2 separate regions of the Homo sapiens genome follow, and region 1 is linked to region 2. A link is a loop called in an ENCODE intact Hi-C map of the cell type or tissue named here. Cell type or tissue: dorsolateral prefrontal cortex. All regions are shown on one strand. Each heading gives the region's core, and the rest is flanking DNA. Links, peaks and the distances in the headings are about the cores only.

Region 1 (9,710 bases), core at 2,049-7,048, 52 kb after region 2:
CACTGCAACCTACGCCTCCCAGGTTCAAGAGATTCTCCTCCCTCAGCCTCCTGAGTAGCTGCGATTACAGGCACCCGCCACCACACCCAGCTAATTTTCGTACTTTAGTAGAGATGGGGTTTCACCATGTTGGCCAGGGTGGTCTCAAACTCTTGACCTCAACTGATCTGCCTGCCTCAGCCTCCCAAAGTGCTGGGATTACAGGCATGAGCCACTGTGCCCGGCCTCATTCTTTATAATAATAATAGCATTACCTCCCACAGGCCACACAGTTACAGTGTGTGCTTTCTGTGTATTATCTTGGTTAATATTCTTATGAGTCCTAATAAGGTTGGTACTATTTTTATCTTTATTGTAAAGATTTGAAAACTAATGATCCTAGAGGCTGAATAACTTGATTACAATCACACAGGTAATATAGATTGGAGCTAGGATGTAAATGAAGGTCAAAAAGAATCCAGAGTCTCTGCCTAAAATGAACAGAGAGCTGGGTTTGATCCCAGCTCTGCCACTGAGCTAGTTTTCTGGGGCAGACCAGTTAGCTTCACAGAGATGCAGACTCCTTGTCTGAAAATCTGGATAACCCCAGCCTTGTTCCTCGCTGGGGTGTTGTGATCATAAAATGAAATAATGAATCTGAAAGGGCTTTGCAAATGCTAAAGTACTATGCAAATGCAAGCTAATTAATTAATGAACTCATTAACATGTTCTCCTGCTGGGCTGTAGTTAGGGCCAAATTATAAATAATCCTCATCTTGCTGGAAATTTAACCAAGAAATTTAGAGTGGTAAGAGGGGTGAAGAAGACTGTCGATCCATAGTCTAAAACTCTGCACATACTAATGGAGGCAGTTTAACTCAGAATCATTCCTGTTGCCAACCACAGAGCAATTTTTTCTAACAAAAAAGGGATGGGAAGTTTCACAGGGATGAGAAATCTCTCTAATACACTCATTAATAGAGACGATCCGGTATGTCATCATTGTGCCCTAAATCCACTGAGCTTGTGGAGTGGGGAGGCCCCATAATTAACATCTAGATCTTCATTACTTATTTATATTCACCAAACATTTTTACTATGTGCCAGGGTCTGCTCTGAGTGCTTACAAATATTAGCTTGTTTAATCCTCATAAAGAATCTAGGAGTAGTTACTGTTCCTATCCCCATTTTACAGATGGAGAAACTAACATGCATAGAGGTTAAGTAAATTGTCCAAGGCCATGCAACCAGGAATGGTGGAGCCAGGATTTATACCTAGACCATCTAGTTTCTAAGTTCACACCCTCAACCCCATGCCACATGAGGTTGGCTATGGGGCCACATGTGGCCACACTGGTCTGGCAATTCATCCATGAAGGCATCCAGAAGAATCTTTTATCTGGGAAGCTGGTAGATGAACAGTAGCCATCCCCACTTATTGAGCACTATTTATATATGCCAGCTATTGAATAAAAACCAACGTGTGTAATCCCACTGAGTCTTCAGGGGTGTGTTTGGGAGAGGGCACTGGGTCTTTGAGTCTTGCTTCTCTTGGATGCATTCTGCTCACCCTTCCTGTAAGCTTACAGGAGCCTGTTCTACCTGAGGAAGAAATTTCTATGGTTGTGCGGTGCTGTATATAGCTGGAAAAAAAAAAAAACTGGATTAGGAGACACATCCATGCTGTGTGTCCATGTTACATTCTCAAAATGGTTTTAAAGGAATAAAGGTAATTTTCTGATCTCCATATCTGTGACTCAGATGTCTCTTTCTCAGCTGGTTCTGAATTCAAGCAACAAAGAGGACTGTTGCCTGCTACCCAGGTCAAACCTCAACAGATGAGGAAATTGAAGCTCAGAAGGGTCCCTTGCCAAGGCCATGCACGCAGTTAGGACACAGGCATTCTGGAGCTCAAATGGAGAACCCTGATGCTATAGTGTCTCCTACTAATTCTAGAACGAGACAGCCTTAAAATAGGGATCATCATGAATCAGCAAAGGTCAAACTCTGGCTTATTATAATGCTAGATGGTTTTACTATAATATAGAAGTTCCTTTTAGTTTGATTTGATTTGATTTTAGGGGAAGAAAAGAACTCACTTTCCACACACAGCTTTATGGGAATAAGATATTTGCCCAAAATCCTACATAAAGATGTAACAAAAATCAGGATCTAAATCTAGATTTGTCTGATTCTAAAATCTGTGTTTATTCCACCGTAAATAACATGATTCCCCATATCTTATACATTGAATAAACATTTGTTGCAACTAACAGAAACTGACAGAAGAAACAATTTTATCCATAATCCCACTACCCTAACAAATCAATCATGTTTATTCATCCACATTCCTCTTCAATCTTGTGCGTAGGCAGGCAGTTGTGGAGTTTATGTAGTCATAGCCATAGAGCTCCCCTAAAGTTCTATGTCAAATTCAGGGCTAAAACCTAAATAACTGCATAAAATTATCATTCTATTATACTTTACTTAAACGTGTTCTTTGTGCTGTACTGTAAGTGCACTTCTGATATTGCACTCTTATAAATAACAACAAATATCTTCAAACAAATAACTTTGTTTTCTTTGTGATAAGTTCCTAAACATCAATCAAACTGGTGGGTTTTCCAGGTTAGATTCCAGGTTAACTTGGACAAAGTAGAAATTGAATCGACATGAGCATTAAACATCTCCCGAAAACCTCATCACTACTCTCCCGTCCCACTGCAAAAGATGCAGAGAAAGCAAGCAAGGGATGCACATCAGCCTATGAATAGACCACTCAAACACGTTTAAACAAAAAAGAAGTATAGAATATTTAACAGGAGCAAAGAGCAAAGATTACAGAGATTTGGAGCCCTTGAATAAATATGAAAGATACATGTCCCCACTCCACTCCTGGCTGCATCAAGCATGAAAAATAATCAGACAGACACAGAATTCAAAAGTCAGAAAACTTCCTCTTTGTAGTAGCATGATATGACAGGTAAGGAAGAAACATATACTACCTTTACTTGAGGAGAGAAGAAAAGTATAGTTACTCCCTAAAAATGGGAATCAGCAAATCTATGAGCTGTCCAAAAGATGGAGTCGTGAGATGTTAGAGGCTGAAGAGAACTTTGATAACCTAGCCCACACCCTTCACTACAAAGACAAGCAAATCAAAGAGCAAAAACCAACCTCTAGTCACTAAGCATCCCAGGCAGAGTCCCTCTGGATCACTGTCTAATTTTCCTTTCAATAAGCTATGTTGCCATTACTTAAAATAAAATAGAGCCTAGCAAAAATCTACCATGGACAGACTTGAGGCATCCTAACCTCTACTTATAGGTTAGGCAAGGTGTCACATCAGAGACGGACAACATTTATTACCAATCCGTGAACTCTGGACATCCCCAAAGAGCATTTCTAGGAAATTGGCTTCCTCTTTCCCTTGGGACAGTTGGACATCTTAGCTGCTCCCCAGCCCCTGCAATGTCCATGTTCCAGGAGCCTTGATAGGTTAAGATGAGGCCCAATGTCCTGCAGGTGGCATTTCCCATCAGTACCCATCGGTGTGTCCGCCCTAGTTGTTGGCTCCTGTTCATTCTGTTTAGACTGCTACCCATTATGATCAGCCAACCAGGCTGTAACAGTTGTTAAATATTTTGAATGTCACCCCTGGCATTTGCCAAAGTTTTCTTATGGAGTACTGGATTCACAAGATTGTCATAAAACAAAGAAAAATAAGCTTGCAAACGGATGAATCATCTAGGCTCTGAGAAGTCCTGCAAGAAAGATTTTGTTTACCTGTGTTTAACTCAATATATGCCAAAAGTATTGAATCACATATGAAAAGTCCTCCCTACCCTTCTCCCTTTTTTCAGTTTCAAGAAATACTGTACCTACTACCATGCTGTGGAACTAGTGTTCTGGGAAACACCATCTTCGAAAGGAAATGGACTTCTACTAACCACATTGTTTCTGTGTCTGAAAGTTCCATCTTCCTATAGACAAAGATGCTGATGAAGATTGGCTTTAAAAGGAACATTGGAAAGTGCCCATATTTGGTAAACAGATGGATTTATATTGAAACTCTGGTTTCTCCACTTGACCTTCCACAAATTATTTAAATGGTCATATGCTCAGTTTCTTCATCTGGAAGACAGGTTTAGCGTTACCTCCTTTGCAGGATTGCTGTGAGGATTCTAGAGGTAAAAGATGTAAAATGTTTTATCACAGTGCCTGGCAGATGGCAAACACTCAAGAAGAGTTAGCTGTTAGCATCCAGTATTACAGGAACCCTGAGGACCATACAAGGTGACCTTAAGGCTACCTGTTCTCATGGACATCACAGTCTGGTTAGACAGACAACATAGACCTGTGGAACTATAGCCACCATCGAAGAAAAGACTAAACTGAGGCTGGAGGAAAACAATGGCATTGGAATGGTTGGAAGTCGCTTCATAAAATTGGTGTGATTGGTTGAGCCCTGACACAAAGACATTTACTTCCTTCTATCCTTTTAAAAATAATGGCCTCCTGTTGAATGGTAGTTGCCAAGAACTAGGGGGAAGTACAGTAGAAAGTTATTGTTTAATGGCTACGGAATTTTAGTTTGGGAAGATGAAAAAAACTTCTGGAGATGGATGATGGTATTGATTACATAACATTGTGAATGCATGTAATGCCACTCAATTGTATTCTTAAAAATGGTTAAAATGATCAATTTTCTGAAGTGTGCTATACCACAGTTTAAAAAAATTAAATAATAATTACCTTGTTATCAAAAGGGGCTAATTAGCTCACTCCCTTCACTCCATACAAATTTATATCATTGGTTTAAGACTACATCTCCCAGAACATGCTGGTCCCTTTTCAGCTTAGGTGTTCCATTTCTTCTTCCTTCTAGGGTTTCTCTTCTTTACCAGCCAAGCCTCCAGATGGTATTTCAGTCACTCAGCCAAACACCTTCATTGCAGTCTTTTCCCCCTTCTCCCCCAGTTCACTTAAAAATAAATTGTCTTTTTTCGTAACTCCAGACAGAACATGAAGCACTCTCTCTCTCTCTCTTTTACGCTGCCACTGAATTCTAAGTACACAATTATGCAGGGAATGTCTTTAGATTCACCAGCTTGAGAACTTTTAAACATTAAGCTCTGAATCAGATAACAGCTTTCATCTCAAGAACAGCTTTGCACTGTACCTAAGTAAAAGCTTAACTTATATATAAAAAAAATTGTTACTAGGGGTATAAAAATGTCAAGGTAATAAAATAAGTGAATGCAAAACCCTCCCAAATAAAACATGGCACAAAAAAATTTAAAAGAATGTTTCCAAGGCAGCTGATGGCTTATTTGGCTTATTAGTTTCTGCTGCCCACCTTTGCATGTGCTGCTTCAAAATAAAATTTCAAATGGCCCAAGTATACTTCTGTCCTCTTCCTCGTCTACCTATTAATAAGACTTCACCGTGTAAAACAAGCTAGACAATTACTATGCCCTAGTTGGCTGTGGTTAAGACTTAATTGGACGGCTGTGTTCAATTCTAAGCATCATGTTTCCAGAAAGAAAAGAAAAAAGTGATAAATTGGATGTAGTTCAAAGGAAAACAAGACAGCGGATGAAAGTGGCTTGGAAAATAAGACCCAGTTGGGAATGTTAAGGTAATTCTGTGCATTTTCAGCTCAGCAAAAAGATGGCTGAGAGATAATGGAAAACTTCTGATGAGTCAATTCCAGTTTAGTCTCCCAGGTCATCACCACAGGGAGGAAAAAAAGAAGGGAGAGAGTCTTCTGTAGTTCTTTGTCTGCAGCTCACCATACTGGCTCTGGCCTGTAGTAGGTGTTCAGTAAAAACACTCTTGTTGAATGCCCCCTGAAGAAAAAAAAATCTGAAATGAGATTATAAACTTGCTCATGCAGATGCTTACAAATTTCTTTTTCTAAAAAAGGTTGAATCATTGGGTTTGATCTCCAGCAAGAATAACTTGGCAATGGTAAAATCAATTTCCTCATTAGGCCAGCTGTGAATTAAGTAACTTACCCTAAGGCTCCTGTCAACCCTGCTAACTCTTGATTCTTTGTACTTTTTAGCCATATGAATCATGTCATTCAAAAATTCGTGACTCCCTAGGCCCTCAAGGTAAATCAAAGTCTGGTGGTATACTAGCATCCACATTCTAGCCCAAACATGCCTTTCTAATAGATTTACCTCTTCCCTTTCCAAGTCCACCAGCCAGACTTGTCTATACACTGTGCTCTCTACCTTTTTTCCAGCAGTCAATATCTCAGACAAATCCCCATTTAAATCTCAGGACCACCACCTACTATCTATGTGACCTTGAACTAATTGCTTACCTACTCTGAACCTTGTCCTATCATGTGCAAAGTAAGGATAGCAATAGTTCCTATGAGTTTTAAATAAGACCGTGCATGTAAAGTCCTCAGCGCCTTGCCTGACACATGATAATCCTTCCCATCTTCCTGTCTTTGATGATGCTATGTTCCTTTTCTAGAATGTCCTGCATGTTTTTCACCAGTTCATCAAATTCTGCCCATTGAAGTGAGTGCCAACTCAATTCTAATTGTATTTGCAAAGTTCTCCTTGAATGCAGTAGTCTACAATTATTCTACCCAAGTTCTGAGTATGTAACATCTTCTGGGCTGCCTCATTGGACACTGGATCACATTCCCCACTGAAACATCTGCTGCCCTCTCTCTAACTTGTCCCTTGGGCTCAGCTCCATGCACAATAGGAAAAGGCATAATAGAGTTCCAACCCTCAGGAGGAAGGAACAAGAGGCAGTGTTTATATACATTTACAGAGCACTACCATGTACCAGCTACTCCACCAGGCACTTCCATGCATCATTTTCCTTTTAATCAAAAAGCTAACAGCAGTGGGCTCTGAACTATGATGCAGCACATTAGAATAGCCAAGAGAGAATGTTAAATATATGGCTGTTCCAGGGCCTAGCCCTGACCTATTTAAACAGAATTTCTGTTTGTGGGTTTGTAGTATTTAATATAAACTCAGCAGGTGATGCTCATGAGCACCCAAGATTGAGAACTTGTGACTTGCAATTTAGTTATGGAAAACACACACACGTAAACACATCCTCAATAATGTATTCTTGTAATACTAAGCAGTTTCATAACATTCACCTACCCACATGCTCATCTATTTTTTCACTCATTCATTCACCCAATACACATTTCAATGCCTTACATGAACAAAATACAAACAGTTCTCAACTTGAGATGATTCGACTTACAATTTTTCAACTTGGTACGAAAATGATACTCAGTTGAAACCATATTTTAAGTATCCATACAACCATTCTGTTTTTTACTTTCAGGACTGAATTCAATAAAGCACATGAGATATTCAACACTCTATTATAAAAATACATTGTGTTAAATGACTTTGCCGAACTGTAGGCTAATGTATCTGTTCTGGGCACATTTAAAGTAGGCTAGGCTAAACCATAATGTTTAGTTGGTTAGGTGTATTAAATGCTTGTCTGACTTAATATTTTCGATTTATGATGGGCTTATCTTGACATAAGCCAAGAAGTATCTGTATTGCTAGGGGCAGAGAAAGACATGAAGACAAATCAGATGCAGATTCTGCCCCTTGAGGGACTTAAATATCAGTAGGAGAGAACAATTTTATATACTAACCTATGACACAGCTAGGGAATGACCAGCTGCCATGAGGTATCTTCCAGCGGGGGGATTACGTGAGGCAACAGAGAAAGGCATTAGGATAGGAAAGATTTGAATACACGGCAAAAGAAGGAACCATGTTCTAGGCAGGAAGAACTTGACTGAGCAAAGGCAAGGAGGTGAGAAAGCACTAGGTAATCACCAGGAATGACAGGGCTGGAAAGTCCTAGCTGAGTTCCTCATCCTACACCTGTGCAAAAATGATGAAAACATTCTTTACTCACAGCTATCAGCTTCCCCCACGAAACCCTGAGCTTATGCCTCTGTGGTTCTTAAGGACCAGACTCAGAACTTAAGCACACTCTGTCATCTCATCTTCCTAGTGTCAGTCCCTCTGAGGGACTTAGAGTGACTAAGCGAGCCCTTTGGGAGACTTTTTTCCTTCCATTTGAGCATCCCTGTGGCCTCATTCCCTGACCAAGACATCCATTTACTGGCTGTTACACTCAGCAGGTGGGAAAACACATGGTCTCCCTGGGGCACTGGCATTTTGAAAAGCCTCTGCAGGAAACCCGGTAAAAATGGCTTTCCAAGAGGCTGGAAAAGGCACAGAAGGAGTGGGACATTTGAAGACATGAGGTCATCCTGAGCAGTTAGTGCGGCTTCTAAAAGCAGGACATCTTAGAGGTGGCCTGGAGTACTAGAATGTGTCACAAGTTTTGATTCTGGCCACAAACTCTGCTTATTACTAGAGTAACCTCTGGTGAACTTCTTCCCTTTCAGTGGCTCTTAGCTTCCCGTCTTCAAAGTGAAGAATATGAATTAGATAATATTTCATGATTTTTATTATAAAAGCTTTCATTTATTGAGGATCCATATGTAACCATCATTTTATTTAGTCCTCACAACAATCAGATGAGAAAAATAATGGTATTATATCCATTTTACAGAAGAGAAAACTGAGGTTGGGAGGCTAGGTCCAGTACCCCAGAGCTGTAACTGGAACCCACACCAAAATAGTGTTTTACAAACTGCAGGCTGTAAAAACAATGTGGTGGGTTGCAACTAGCACATTTTTTAATGGAAAGCAATGAAATGGAATAAACTGAAATTGATTAGAATAGAAAAATAAGAGCAAATCACACAAAATTAAGAGTCAGTATTGTTTTGTGAACTTTTGTTGTAGTTGCATACACATGCATATATGTTTTACACATATATTTTAATTATATGCATATATGCATATATACTTATGGCTGCACTGGGTCACAATATAAAATGTACATCTTTCTGGAAGTTGTGGTCAAAAACATTTGAAAACATTACTGTAAGCCACTGAGCATAGCCCTTCCCTGGATGACTTCTACAGAACTGTTTCCACCTTTTAGATCTAATGGTTTGTGAATATAAAACTTTGGAGGAGGCACATGGCTGTGATTATTCTGACGCTGAATGTGTCCATTGAGGAATTACCAAGGAAAACGCCAAGCATGGGACCTTGTCACCTGGGTAAACTCCTTCTCATTCTATGGGAGACATGTGGTTCCAGTCTGGGCCCTGGAAGACCTGTGTCTGGTGGTGAAGCTGCAGCATAGGGTGCTACTGCTGGAATCCTGCTAGAAGAGATGGGTCCCCTGGGATCTCCAATCCAGCTGGAGAACTGAATTGCCATCTGGTAAATCACAAGACAATTTTTGTTCTTGCCAGACGCACCCTATCAGCATGGAAGATACAGACAGTCTTCAACACATAAACAGGTTATGCTGCCAAAAGTGCCTTCGTAACTCAGATGTTTGGAGTTTGGAACACATCATCCCATAGAAACAAGGATATAAATGGAGGTTAGGTTTCCATGTTTTAAAACTCAGAGGGTGTGTGACATGATGTATATTTTGTGTGGTGAACTGGGTAAGAACACATTTGCTAGCTGTGGGAACTTGTGTTTAAGTTCCTTATGCTTCATGAGTCCTACTTTATTTTCAAAGGGGATCACTAAGAGCTGCCTTTTTGTAGCAATGTAGGGGTCATTGTGTCATATGTGTGCAGGGCATCTAATACTAGGTCACTGTGTCTCTTGTTATCATTA
Region 2 (9,710 bases), core at 1,714-6,713:
GGGACCATGAGCCAAAGAATTCAGGCAGCCTCTAGAAGCTGTAAAGGGCAAGGACATGGATTCTCACCTAGAGCCTGGAACACAGAAACATGGCCTTTTTAGTACCTTAATTGTAGATCACTGAGACCCACTTCAGAATTTTAACCTCCAGAACGGTAATCATAATAACTCATGTCACTTGAATCCACTAAATTTGTGATAATTTGTTACAATAAGAAACTCATACAAGAAGTAATTATCCCAGGGCAGTACTTCTCAAATTTTAATGTACATATGAATTGTCTGGGAATTTTGTAAACTATAGAATCAGCGATAGTAAGTCTAGGGTGAGACTTGTGATTCTCATTTCTAACAAGCTCACAGATGATGCAGATGTTGCTGGTCTGCAGAACACACAAGGAGGAGCAAGGGCAGAGCAGGATTTCTCGACTTCTGCACTATTGACATTTTAACCCAGATCACTCTTTGTTGTCGAGATTGTCCTACGCATTGTAATATGTTTAGCAGCATCTGTAGCCTCCACCTATTAAATGCCAATAGCACCATTACTTTAGTTGTGACAACCAAAAATGTCTCCAGACATTGCCAAAGTCCCCTGGGGTGGGGGCAAAAGTAAGAGTGGCTGAGAACCACTGTTCTAGAAAACCAAACCATCAACCATGAATAAGGAATTGGATAGAGATCAGGGCAGTAGAGCTAAGTTAGAAAATCCACATGAAAAACTATGTGTTGTATTTGTGTTTGCTTTTGTTTTACATATTTTAGGATATAGACATCTGTCAAGAAGAGCAACAATTTTTGCTCCAAAAACAAAAATGAAAATTGACAATTTAGAATTAATGGATGAGTTCCTCAAAAACCATAAACCAGCAAAACTAAACCAAGATGAAAGAGATAATTCGATTCATCCTATAATCATTAAAGAAATTTAATTTATATTTTAAAAGAACCCCAAGAGAAATATTCATGCCTAGATGGTTTCACTTTAGAATCATTCCAAAAATTTTAAAAAGAATTAACATCAACTTTACTTAATATTTGACAGAAAATAGCAGAGGAAAAGCATTTTAAGAGGCTAGTATTACTCTGGTAACAAAACCAAACAAAGATTGTACAAGAAAAGAAAACTACAAGACCAATATCTCTCATAAGCTTATACACAAAATCCACAAATTCTTAGCAAATTATACCTGGAAATGTATGAAAGAAATTATAAAGCATGACCAAGTGGGATTTATTCCATATAAGCAAGATTGGACCCAAACTCAAAAATCAATCAGTATAACCCATCATACTGACAGGCTAAAGAAGAAATATCATATGAGCATATCAATTGATGCAGAAAAAGCATTTGGCAAAATCCATGACTCATTCCTGACTAAAAAAAAAAAAATCCCAGAAAAATAGGCATATGGGGGAATGCTCTCAACTTCATAAAGAAACATCTACAAAATCCTATAGAAATCATAAATAATGGTGAAATATTGAATGCTTTGCCTCTAAGATGGGAAGAAGAAAATGTCAACTTCCACAAAGCTTATTCAAACAGAACTGAAAGTTCTAACCAGTGCAATAAGGCAAGAAAAAAAAATCAAAGGCATATAAATTAGAAATAAATAAATAAAATTATTCCTATTTGTAAATGACATGACTGTACATAGAAAATCCTAAGGATTCCACAAAAACTTGAGGTAATAAGTGAGTTCAGTAAAATCACAGGAGATAAGATCAACACACAAAATCATTCATATTTTCATATATAAACAATGAACATATGAATACAAATTAAGAATACAATACTATTTACAATTTCTCCAAAGAAAATAAATTAAGTATAAATCTAATAAAACATGTACAGAATCTATATGCTTAAAATTACAAAATGCTGCTGAAAGAAATCAAGGAAGACCTAAATAAATAAAGATGTACTGTGTTCTTTTGAAAAACTCGGCATAGTAATATGTTAATTTTCCCCAAATTGATATGCAGATTTAAGGCAATTCCTATCAAGATCTCAGCAAGCCTTTTTGTAGATATAAACAAGCTTATCCTAAAATTTACATGGAAAGGCACAGAACCTAGAATAACTAAAACATTCTTAACAAAGAATAAAGTGAGATATCATTCCATTCAATGTTAAGACTTACTAGCTACAGTAATTGAGACAGTGTGGAGTGTGGTATTGGTGGAGGAAGACACATTAATAAAACAGAACAGAGAACTCACAAATAAACCTACCCAAATATATCCAACAGATTTTTTACAAGGTGCAAAAACAATTTAATGGAGTATGAATAGGCTTTTCAACAAATAGTGTTACAGTCATTGGATATCCACGGGAGGGGGGTAGGGGGGATAAACCTTATACAGAAATTAACCCAAAATGGATCAGTTGAGACCAGCATGACCAATATGGTGAAAACCTGTCTCTACTAACAATACAAAAATATTAGCCGGGCATGGTAGTACATGCCTGTAGCCCCAGCTACTCCAGAAGCTGAGGCAGGAGAATCGCCTGAACCCGGGAGGCAGAGGTTGCAGTGAGCCGAGATCCCACCACTGCACTCCAGCCTGGGCAACACAGCAAGACTTCATCTCAAAAAAAAAAAAAAAAAAAAAAAAAAAAACTATAAAATTTTCATAAATAAATAAGAAAAAAAATATTTGTGAACTAAGGCTAGGCAAGCAGTACTTAGACTAGATTAAAAAAAAAAGCTTGATACAGATAAAGGAAACATTGATAAGCTGGATCTTAATTTTTTTTTAATTTGCTCTGTAAAAGACTGGGAGAAAATATTTGCAAATCATGCACTGACAAAGGATTTGTATCTAGAACGTATAAAGAACTCTTACAACAAGATAGTTAAGACAAAACAAGACACATTCAATTACAAAATTGGCAAGGGACATAGACTGTTTAGTGAAATGTCTATGAAAAGCACACGAAAAGACATTTAGTATCATTAACTATTAAGGAAATGTAAAGTAAATCCACGATGAGATAACCCTACACACTTAAAAGAAGGACTGTAATAAAAAATAGTGATTACATAAAATTCTGGCAAGGATGTGAAGAAACCAGATCACTCGTACTTTGCTGCTTGGGATGAAAACTGTACAGCCACTTTGGAAACGAGTATGGTACCTTCCTATAAAATTAATCACACACTTACCATGCAACTCAGCGATTGAACTAAAACATTTATCTCAAAGGAAGGAAAACTTATATTTACATAAAAACCTGTGCATGAATGTTCATAGCAGCTTTACTCATAATAGACCAAGCCCTGGAAACAACCCAAATGTCCTTTTAATAAGTCCTTTAAGCAAATTGTGCACTGGGCGCGGTGGCTCACACCTATAATCCTAGCACTTTAGAAGGCGAGGTGGGTGGATTGCTTGAGACCAGGAGTTCCAGACCAGCCTAGGCAACATGGCAAAACCCCGTCTCTACAAAAATATACAAAAAAAAAAAAAATTTATAGTACAGCCATACCATAGAATACTACTTAGCAATGAAAAGGAACAAACAATTTGAATGGATATCAAGGGAGTTATGCTGAGAAAAAAAAAACCCCTCTAAATTACATACTTTATGGTTCCATTCATATAACACAAACTGAAAAAATTGTAAAATAAAAAATAGTGGGCCGGGCATAGTGGCTCACGCCTGTAATCCTAGCACTTTGGGAGGCCAAGGCAGGCAGATCACCTGAAGTCGGGAGTTCGAGATGAGCCTGACCAACATGGAGAAACCCTGTCTCTACTAAAATTACAAAATTAGCCAGGCATGGTGGCGCATGCCTATAATCCCAGCTACTCGGGAGGTTGAGACAGGAGAATCGTTTGAACCCAGGAGGCGGAGGTTGCAGTGAGCCGAGAATTCGCCATTGCACTTCAGCCTGGGCAACAAGAGCGCAAACTCATCTCGAAAAAAAAACAAAAAACAAAAAACAAAACAGTGGTAGCTAGAGGTTAGGGATGAGGGCAGGAGGTAGGAAGGAAGGTAGGGAAAGGGAAGGAGAGAGGGAGAGAGAGAGTGGAGAGATGAGGCTGGTCTTTGGAGGGGTTTTTCTTGAAGAGTTGGAATGTTTCACTGGTGACAGCAGAATTTGGGCTTCAGAAAAAGATAGAATTCTGTGGGGCAAATGGGACAACGGGGCATGCATTAGGAGGCAACAGATGGCCTGCACGGAGAGCAAAGGAAGGTCATACAACCAGACGTGTGAACCTCAAAGGTCGGAGAGGGCCCTGCAGATCAAAACAGAATCCAGTCCTGTCTCTCACGTTATAAAAGCCAGGCCATGTTCAATTAAATAAGAGCATTGTTTCCCAAATGGCAAGAACCTCTACTCTATCATCAAGTTATTTGCCCTATCTATATTCTACCTGTACTATTATAGATTCAGTGTCTTTGTCTAAATTGATTCAGTTCTAACATAATAAATATTAGCATAAAATAAGAATTCTGTCTGTGTACTACCTAACACTGTCTGGCACCCCATCAGTTACACATAACACACGTTGTAAAAGAGAGAGAGAAAGGGCGTTCTGGGCACAGGAAACTGTCTGAGCCAGAGCACAAACCCATGAAGGAGCATGATGTATTCAGAGCCAGGAGTGACTGGAATGGAGGGTGCACGCAGGAGGGGAGGGGGGCAGATGGGGTGAGTGATGGGGCTGGAAAAGGAAGCGGATTGTGAAGGAAGGGATTGGGATAATCAAAGTCCACTCCGCTCTTTGCATTATCTCTCGCTCAGGCAGGACTGGGCAAGTGTCCTGGGGACTACATGTTCTCATTCTCTCCCTCAGCTGCAGAAGTGTGGGCAGTCATGTGTGGCTGTGTTAACACTACATGACTAAAACCAATCCCCCAGTCCCTTCCGGCTGCACACCTCGCCGCCTCCACTGCCTCCATGCGCTGATTTGCATCCAGGCAGGTTGTGTAAACAAGGCTGTTAGGGGAATATAAATAACCACAGCCTGGACTGTGGTTCAACAGTCTGGTCTGGGGAAATCAGAATTTCCACTTGTCTCCCATGGCAAGGTGGAGCCTCTTAACTGTTCACAAGGTCCTTGATTCTCACCCTCTCCCTCCCTAGATGCTGGTGCTGATATGTGGTGCTGCTTGGCTTCCTCCAGCTCAGCTCCTCCTCCACTCCTGCCTTTACAGCCATAGATGCTAACTTGCCGAGTTGTCAAACAGAACCAAGCTCTGTTCTCACTTTGCCGGGGCAGGCTGGGCAGGCGAACAGAGGCTGAGCTCCCTTCAGAGAGACATCCCCATATACAGTATGACCATTTCAAGATCATAAACTCAGTCTTATTCCATCACATGGCCCCCAGTGGCTAATCTAGTTCATGTAGTTGAGGTAAACATCAGAGTTGTCCAGCCTCCAGTTTACATTAATTCCAGCTCCCTGCTGTATGACCTTGGACAAGTTTACTTAAACTTTCTGAGCAGTCATTTTATTGTCATCTATAAAGTGAAGGTGATAATTATGTCTACTTCTTAGGATTATTGGGCAAAGGAAATCTAATGGTGTACTCCAAGTGCTTAGCATGTTTCTTGAAAAAGTAGGCGCTAAATAAATTGTAACTATTGTTAATACTATTCTGGTGGTAATGGTGATGGCAGTGTCGTCAGTGCATATTGAATGAATTCAATCAAAGTATTGATACCTATTCCCCATGTTTCTGTACACCCACGTATAAGACTGGTCTTAAATGATAGAAGAGGATTCCAAAGAATTGAGAAGCATCTTTGATGCTGTGGAAGAAACCCAGGGCCTGGAGTAAGAAGGCCGAGACAAATTCTAACATAACAACTTGAAATCTACATTTGTCAAATTCTCTAAATTGTAGATCAGTCACTCATAAAGCAGGAATCCCAATAACTTCCTTCCCAAGGTTAATTTGAGAACCAAGTTAGATGATGTTTTGAAAATAGTATTGGGAGTTATTTCTTTCAAGATTTAACAGTAGCCATCACGTAGATAAATCTCTCTAAATACAGGAGGTATCCAGAAGCATCATGAAGATTAGAACTTGGCCCTGCCCTGAGGAACTTCTTTTAGCAGTACAATCTCTTTGTTGGTGTTTATAGAGTTTCCTTCCTAGACCAGCTCTGGGTTCTGGTCTCAGCTGATCCCATTCCCCTTCTCCTTACCACATAACAACCACCCAGGCCATCTTCCTAGTCTCTGAACACTTATTCAACCTCAAGGTCTTTGTCGTTGTTCTTTCTCTGTCTGGAACACTCTCCTCTGGATGGCAGCTTCGCTGGTTTCCTTGCACTATTCTCAAAGCTTCGTCCATGTACTATCTCCTTGAATATCCTTCCCTGATCCATAAATCAATGAACTCCCAGTTGTCTTCTGTCACTTGGCTCTTTTTAATTTTCTGCATAACACTTATTATCTGAACCTGTCATGTTTATTCATTTGATTACTTGCTGTATCTGTTCCTCTCACTGAAAGCTGAGCTTCATGAGAACAGAAACTTTGCTTGTTCACTGCTCTGTCTCATGGCCTAGAACATTCTGGGCTGCTCCAAATATAAGCGTTGGAGGAATTCAGGTGGGCAGTAGAGGTAACAGAAGAGAAGTCACTCTCTTTTCCCTGGAGAAACTTGCAATCTAAACGAGGACTTAAGATTTACTCAAATTAAATCTGGCAGGACACCATGCAATGGGAAATAGATAAAAGCATATTTGTCTGAGCTTTATTGTCATTTGGAACTATTGAAGTCCCAGTCTTTTTGCATTCGGAGGAAACAAAGCTCCAGAGAAAAACAAACAAAAATCCTTAATTACCAGTGGTGCCACTCACACCTCATTCTTTAACAGGGCATAAACAGGGGAAGGGAGAGAAACAATGCACGATATCCCCAGCAGGGAGTCAGACCCCCTCTGATTTGGGGCTGTCACTTTTATTATTATTATTATTATTTTGAGACAGAGTCTTGCTGTGTTGCCCAAGCTGGAGTGCAATGGTGTGATCTCGGCTCACTGCAACCTCCGCCTCCTGGGTTCAAGTGATTCTCCTACCTCAGCCTCCTAAGTAGCTGGGATTACAGGTGCACACCACCACGCCCAGCTAATTTTTGATTTTTTGTAGAGACCAGGTGTCACCATGTTGGTCAAGCTGGTCTTGAACTCCTTACCTCATGATCCACCCGCTTCAGCCTCCCAAAGTGCTGGAATTACAGGCATGAGTGACCATGCCCAGCTGGCGGTCACTTCTTAAATGCTTGCTCTGTGTCAGTGTTTAAGAAGTGATAGCTCCAAATCAGAGGAGGTCTGACTGTGTGGCTGTCACTTCTCAAACACTTGCCATGCCAAGCACATTTACATTGTTATCTCCCTTAATCCTCACAGTATCCATGTGAAGTAGATACTATTTACTATTATTATTATTACTATCTCCATTTCACAGGTAAAGAAGTGAGTTCCTCACTGCTAAAGCCCCTTGTATTAACCACCAGCCTACACTGCTTCTCCTGCCCTACTGAGCCCTTCTACCCTAAGGTGATGATTCAGCATCCCTGCTTTGGTTACACCCAAAATTTTAAGCACACAACAACAAAAATACACACCAGTCAAACAAACGTGTTGGAGGAGGAAGCAGCAGGAGGAATTAACATTATTTACTTTAAGATTTATTATTCAAAAGTCCATTAAAACAAATTCCTCACTGAATTCTTTGCTGTGCCAAAAGCCTGTCCGTTGGGATAAATGTATCTTCTCTTTAGTCACATCATGTGGCTGTAAATTTATATTTACATTTTAATATTATATTCTTTATTTTCCTTTTCCCCCTATTTATGAGAAAACTCAGAATCAAATTCAGTTCCTCATCCTAGCAGGTGTGTCAATTCATTCATTTGTTCAATAATGAAAACAAAATCAACAATTACATTTAGATGTATAGATACAGATGTAGACATATAGCATAAACAATTTGTTATGTGCTGGGTTAGCAAATTAGCTCAACTCAGAAGGCATATTTATTATTTGCTCGTGTAAATTTGTTTAAATCTGTCTTTACATTTAATTTACCTTTTCTCTATTTCTTAATTTGTCACCGCAATATTTTGGAGAAGTTGGTAGAAGATAAACCTTAAATAAATAAAGTCATAATGTTACGTCGTAAAGACATAAAAATAAAATTAATCTGGCCTCATAAGTACTAGTGTGACAGAAGCAGCACACATATAGAATCATACGTATGCAGTTTTATTCTTTCACATCAATAACTGTATCTCAACACCAATCTTATAAGTCAGAGAGGCCCAGGAACTCATGCTTCTTCAAAGATGAAGCCAATTCATATTTCTTGGTAAAGTGAAGATGTTAAGTAAATACCGACCAATCATTAAAAGTGTATTTGCTGAGATGAAGTCTGTGGCTGGGAATGTAGGGATATGTATTTCACCATTAAGTGACAACAGGAAGCTCTTTCCCTACCAGTCAGTTGCCAAGCCCTATCAAATCTGCCTTAAAATGACTCTTCAGTCCATCTCCATCACCACAACCTTGGTTCAGGCTCCCTGAACTATGTAATACTACAGATTTCTGCATCTGGTAACCCCCAATTGCCACTCTCTGTCCCTTTGTTCTCTTGCATGCCATTCAAACAATCCCTTTGGTTCCATTTTCTTTTTCTTTTTCTTTTTTTTTTTAATAATTGCCATTTTCCATTTTTATTTTTGTTTACTTCCAATTTTTATTTTAGGTTCAGGGGATACATGTGCAGGTTTACTGCATGGGTAAATTGTATGTGGCTGGGGTTTGGTGTACAAATTATTTCATCACCCAGTTAGTGAGCATAGTATCAGATATGTAGTTTTTTGATTCTCACCCTCCTCCTACTCTCCACCTTCAAGTAGGCCCCGGTATCTATTGTTCCCTTCTTTGTGTCCATGTGAACTCTGTTTAGGTCTCACTTATAAGTGAGAACATGGCGGTATTCAGTTCTCTGTTCCTGTTAATTCACTTAGGATAATGGCCTCCAGCTGCATCCATGTTGCTGCAAAGGAAAAGATTTTATTCTTTTTTATGGCTGCATAGTATTCCATGGTATATATGTACCACATTTTCTTTATCCAGTCCACTGTTGATGGGTATCTGTGTCCTTACTATTGTGAGTAGTGCTGCAATGAACACATGCGTATGTGTCTTTCTGGTAGAATGATTTATATTCCTTTGCATATATACCTATTAATAGAATTGCTGGGTCAAATGATAGTTCTAAGCTCTTTGAGAAATTTACAACTGCTATCCATAGTGCACAAACTAATTTACATTCCTACCAGCAGATTGTAAGGATTTCCTTATCTCTGCAACCTCACCAGCATCTGTTATTTTAAGTAATGGCCATTCTGACTGGTATGGGATAGTATCTCATTGTGGTTTTGATTTGCATTTCTCTAATGATTAGTAATGAGCATTTTTTTTCATATGCTGTTGGCCATGTGTATGTCTTCTTTTGAGAAGTGTCTGTTCATCTCCTTTGCCCATTTTTTAGTTGGTGGATTATTTGTTTTTTGCTTGTTGATTTGCTTAAATTCTTCATAGAGTCTAGGTATTAGGCTTTTGTCAGATGCATAGTTGCAAATATTTTATCCCATTCTGTAGGTTGTCTGTTTACTCTGTTGATAGTTTCTTTTGCTGTACAGAAACTCTTTCATTTAATTAAGCCCCACTTGTC

Evidence for each region. A loop is a pair of places that touch in the nucleus more often than their neighbours do. Peaks named below come from ENCODE experiments on the same cell type or tissue, not always from the same donor. Only the 100,000 strongest peaks of a DNase experiment are listed, where the experiment ranks them.
Region 1: a loop joins it to region 2, with 10 times the contacts of the local background. A loop is called at or near these places in 1 of 110 quality-filtered maps.

The regions. Positions count from the first base shown.
Region 1 is chr9:119,784,137-119,793,846 of GRCh38, forward strand. No RefSeq gene overlaps it. Among named protein-coding and RNA genes, the nearest start is that of LINC01613, 150 kb to the right of the region's middle. In dorsolateral prefrontal cortex, for the core only: no CTCF peak of the experiment used is centred there; no DNase peak of the experiment used is centred there; H3K27ac peaks cover 2,416 bases.
Region 2 is chr9:119,732,123-119,741,832 of GRCh38, forward strand. No RefSeq gene overlaps it. Among named protein-coding and RNA genes, the nearest start is that of LINC01613, 200 kb to the right of the region's middle. RefSeq lists enhancers at 5,105-5,164, 5,185-5,234. In dorsolateral prefrontal cortex, for the core only: no CTCF peak of the experiment used is centred there; DNase peaks (open chromatin) are centred at 4,809 and 5,159; H3K27ac peaks cover 1,027 bases.